Regions from separate parts of the Homo sapiens genome. Here region 2 is linked to region 1. Evidence: read pairs that join two places in POLR2A ChIA-PET (ENCODE). Cell type or tissue: MCF 10A. All regions are shown on one strand.

The links. ChIA-PET counts read pairs that join two places held together with the same protein. Peaks named below come from ENCODE experiments on the same cell type or tissue, not always from the same donor. Only the 100,000 strongest peaks of a DNase experiment are listed, where the experiment ranks them.
Region 2: POLR2A ChIA-PET joins it to region 1 with 5 read pairs; 2 of 35 experiments call an interaction of 5 or more read pairs at or near these places.

Annotation. Positions count from the first base shown.
Region 1 is chrX:23,372,553-23,375,052 of GRCh38, reverse strand. All of the region lies in intron 1 of PTCHD1 (patched domain containing 1), which reads right to left. Among named protein-coding and RNA genes, the nearest start is that of PTCHD1, 39 kb to the right of the region's middle. In MCF 10A, no CTCF peak of the experiment used is centred here; a DNase peak (open chromatin) is centred at 1,452.
Region 2 is chrX:23,275,662-23,278,161 of GRCh38, reverse strand. All of the region lies in intron 1 of PTCHD1-AS (PTCHD1 and PHEX antisense RNA), which reads left to right. Among named protein-coding and RNA genes, the nearest start is that of PTCHD1-AS, 16 kb to the left of the region's middle. In MCF 10A, no CTCF peak of the experiment used is centred here; a DNase peak (open chromatin) is centred at 1,471.

The DNA of each region.
Region 1 (2,500 bases):
GCTTTTCAAAGACAGGCTTCCTAAGAAAAAAGGTCCTGGGGCACAATGGAATCCAGTAAGAAAAAGTTTTGGCTTCCAGTGTCGCTTCCACTACCTACCTTAAGAGTGTCAGAAACTTCAGGAATCCCACTCTGCTTCTTTAAGTCTGAAACTTCAGTTCTCATATTTATCAGTTAAAAAGGGTGTTGGTCTAGCTAATATTTAAGGACAGACCCTTCCAGTTTTAACACTACATAATTCTAAGATGAGTGATATCCACAAACTACATAATCAGACACCAGGTGAGAGAAAGTTAACTTAATAAATATCAAATTGAACATTATTACGGCTACTTGAGGTATGCTTTTCTGACACACTGAAGTTCTTTTTCAGGGCAATCCGATCTGATAGATGAAACCCAGAAGGAAAACGGTAAAGAATATAGGTTTACTGGAAAAAAAAAAAAAAAAGATTTCCCTCTCTGAGTGATTTCCCATTCTGGGGAGGCGTTGGCTCTTATAATCCCCTTCTGCCAGATCCTGGGACAAAGCCAGTGTGGGCTGCTTGGTCACGACAGGCCAGAGTCTAATTTCCTCTCTGCCTCTCCTTGGCACACTCAGATCTTCCTCAGAAGACAGCAGGGACACTTTGCAGAGGACAGTACAGAAGGGAGGAAGGATGTATCTGCTCCTGAGTGGTGATTAACACAGGAAAAATACCTGTGGGTTTAGAGGATCTTATACAATACCTTGCAGGGTTTTGGGTTTTTTTTTTTTTTTTTTTTTTTTTTTTTGTATTTGTTTCTTGTTGAAAAGGGAGGAGGGAAGGAGGAAGGCCACTCTGCCCATGCAGGGCAATTAACATGCTCTGGGGTCAGCCTCAAACAGTCCCCAAGCAATCTCATCTGTGAGGGAAGACTCGGAGTTCGTATGGGTTCCCCATGTCGCAGCAGGATGGAGCTCCAGTCACCTCCAGTGGGAGTTAGCCTGATGACACCCCCTTTATAGGCTGTCTTCCCTTCCTTGTCTCACGTTTCCACCCCCTTCCCACTTCTTCTACTCCCAAATAAGCTGCATACATTAAAAAAATGTAAAAAGGAAGATTATGATTTGACTTCTTAACCTATATCATCCGTCCCCAAATATTACCTTCCAAGTGACACAATCAAAACTGCTTAAAAATGCTTTCAAGGAATATCTGGTTTTCACCCCTAAATAAAATGTTCCCTTCACTGAATCCCTCCAAACTACATGTCTTGATCTGGGTCTATATTCTGCAACTGTAAATGGGCAGGTGCTAACTGGCAAGGTATCCTCACTCAGGACGCAAGAAAACACCTTGAAGTGGATGGATCTGGCTGCAGCAGTTCATAAATTACGCTAGCTCCCTTGGTGTTATGTTCTGTCTTTGCATGATCTCACTCTCACCCACTCTCTTTCCTCTTCTTTTAATAGAAATGCATTACATCAGAACACCAGAAGTCGCAAGTTAGGGATTGTTACCGTGATTCATTTGTAGTGCAGCCAAAAGCAAGTTAGTCATCCCTTAATAAGTGAACAGAAATATCATCCTGCCTTTGAAATATTACATTTCCAGAGGACACCAAATTTAAGCTGTGGATATAGCCAAACAAGTGACTATCTATCCACACACTTCCTCTGCACATGTGTGCCTGGTGCCATGCTCACCTGCTCCAGTGACAAAAGACAAATGGTTACCTCTGTCAGTAATGCAATGCTAGTGCAGGTCTGGGAGAGTTGAATAGTTCTGTTTTGCTCCTTACTCTACAAGGTGGTAAACACTCTTATTGCGGGTACTGACACTGAAAAGCAGCCAAGACAGCCCTTATTGTAACTCTCCAAACAAGCTGAGTTTGTCTTTGCAGGCTTGGCTGAAAAAACAAGGCAGCTTTAGATTTGAAGCAGAGAAATCTGAGATTTTAGAAACAAAAAATAGTGATGGTGAAGGAAAATGCAATTGCAGTATCTCATTGCAACTTCTGCCTGACTCCACACTGGTATGGATAAGACAGTCAGTACAGTGAACCACAGGTTCAACAATCTCTTTATTCCCGTAGTCTGGGAGAAAATTTCACTTGGTCTTGATTTGTGAAAAAATCCTTCATATTATGAAGATACTTGGCAGTCTGTAAAGTTGAACTTTCTGATTAGAATGTTTAGAGTGGCTGATAGAGTGGCTATTTTTAAATTCCCTAAATCCTCACTTGAGTTTCATGGTCAAGCTTAAGCTGTAGTTGAGCTAGCTTGTGGGTGAAGAGTTTTGTTGGATAGCTCTAAGAGGACCCGATGCTCACAGAAACAGGAGAATGTTAAAGCTGATTGGCTGGACAAATGGCAAAGGAAAGTCCCAAGGAACCAAATGTTTGGGCTTGGGAACAGGCAACAGCTGTTACAAGATTTGATTAGCAGACCACAAATAACCATGCCAGGAACAGGAAAAACAGCATGCCAAGGACATTCAGGTCTAGAGAATGACCAACCATGGACCTGAATGGGAGGAG
Region 2 (2,500 bases), 97 kb after region 1:
CCCCCCTTGCCAGCCTCTGGAAAGGTCCAGGAGAGAGGGGGTGCATTCCCATCTTGTCACTGCTGTATTCTCAGAGATGTGCAGCAATGACTGTGGCCTCAGCAAGCCCTTCTTCTCCCACTCCAAAAAGCAGATTGAAATATAAAACTGACATCATTACAGGGATGGCCTTAAATTGCCTCTAGTTCATAAAAATAACCAAATTGATCTCCAACTTGTTGCTAGTATTGGTAAGAAAAAAAAAACATAGGGCTCATTCTACGATTGATTCAGGTGTATCAGTATATCTCAGTTTTGTCACATCATAAGCCTTGCCATCTCTTAGAACTGCATAATTTCTGCATTCCTGAGCTCTGATGCCCTAGTCCATCAACTTAGTTACGATCATCTTTTTCTTACTGATCTTGCGCACCTCCTTCCTGGCCCTCTTGTCAATTCATTTACCCTATGACTGAGACAGAGTGGTCTTTCTGAAGGGTACATCTGTTCCTGGTCCTCCCTGGCTCACCAGTGTTACCAGGATGGCAGCTAGGGCCATGATGGGCTGGTCTCTGCTTACTAGTTCTCTAGCCTCATGTCCTCTCCCCCCAGCCATTCTAAGCCTCTAGCACTTCCCAAAAGGCCTTTCCTGCCTCCATGCCTTCCCTACATATCATTCCTTCTACTACAGTGTTCTTTCAATTGTTCTTCAGAGTCAAACTGAGCATTTCTCTCTTTTGAGAAAAGTTCTCTGCCTTATGGAGGGCAAACCTCTAGTATAGCTGTGCCAACTGCGAATTTATTGTCCTCTCCTAGGACTACACTGCAAATATTTTGAAAGAGATTGTGGTTTATGTGGTTTTGCATCCTTAGTGTCTGAATAGAGATATTTGCTGAATCAATAAGTATAATTAAAAACCTACACATATGTTTTCATCCTTCACCTGTGTTTAAACAAACACATATTTAAAACAAATTTCTTCTCAATATTTCTGTCGAATGGATCACATTATACTACCATATTTGTTTTTCCCCCACTGAGAGGAAATCTTCATAAGCATGAGCTCCAAATAACATTTCTTTGAGGTGACTGTCTTAAAAATACAGCATGAGAACATTTTCGAACACAGGAGTTGACCCCTTTTGACACTCATGATTTCTCTCGTTATCAGAATCAAAATATGAATACACATGGTTGGATGATCCTTCGACATTGATATAACTCTGCCTTTTAATATCATTGCCTGACTCAGTTAACCCCTGAACGTTTTATTAATCATTCTTTCACATTCTCTCTACTGGATTTTCTTCCCCTGTAACTGATTTCAGTCTTCACCAGCTCTTTGAAAGCATCATGATTAAGGCCACGCCTTTGCCACATCTGGCCTTGTCTCCATTTATACTTTGAATAAACTACGGCATTACTTCCCAAACTTGAGCATGGTGCGTCAGAATTCTCTGGAGGGCTTGTGAAAACATGCCTGGCTGGGCTCCAGCCCCAGAATTTCTGATTCATTAAGTTTGGGGTGGGGTTGAGAATTCACATGTCCGAGCAGGTACCCAGGTGATGTTGATACTGCTGATTTGAGAGCGTACTTTGAGACTCACTGCTCTACTAACCTGCCTAGCGCCGTTTGCTAATTTTCACAGCTGTAGCCTCTTAACTGAACACCTGTTGATTCCGCCGCACACGGGCTCTGGGACCAGTCTGTGCTGGGAAGGAATATAAGGCCTTTAGTTGGCTCAGTAACATATAACTTTGCTACTGATTCCATATGGGTCACAGACCTGGGCCTTTGCTCAGAGTTCCAGTCCTCACATTTTAGACCTTCTTGGATTTCTTGCCGCACATACGATTTCCTCTGGGAGTAGGATGCTTTTATTTCCCTTGCCCAGTTCTTTCTGGAAGCTGAAGATCAGCAGGTATGTTCACATCTCACACCTAGGCATCTCCCTGCTTGCCTAGTTCTCCATCTGTGGCCCAACGCTCACACTGGCATTCTTTGTTTGCCTGTGCTGATTTCTTCCGGTTGCCCGTTGTTAAGACTTTGAGGTTTGCCTGCTCTGTGCCAGTGAGTCTGTCTGGTCTCCAAGACCTCATTAATTCTTATCTCGCATTCTTCAATGCTAGCTGAGCTTGACTTTAGCAAGTACCTCAGGCTACCTTGTTCTCTGCTATTCTATTCAAACATTGACTTCTTTATTCAGTTGATCAGCTTCGTTGCTGTTTCTATGACTGCTGCTGGCTCTTTTCCCTTCTTGATTTCTATATATGTTTCTGGGCCCATTGAACCCAGCCTCCATTACCCTCACACCGTGAGACTCAATGTTGGCTTGTTCCTTCTTATGTGAATGATGACTTTCCTGGCAAGATCACGCAAGTCGACTATAAGGTTCTAGTTGCCATCTACATGCATATCTTGTATCAAAGTAAATCACAAATTATATTCTGTCTTTTTTAAAACCTCTGTCAATGATGTCTATGGGTTTGCTACTCAAAATGTAGTCAGAGGTTCAGCAG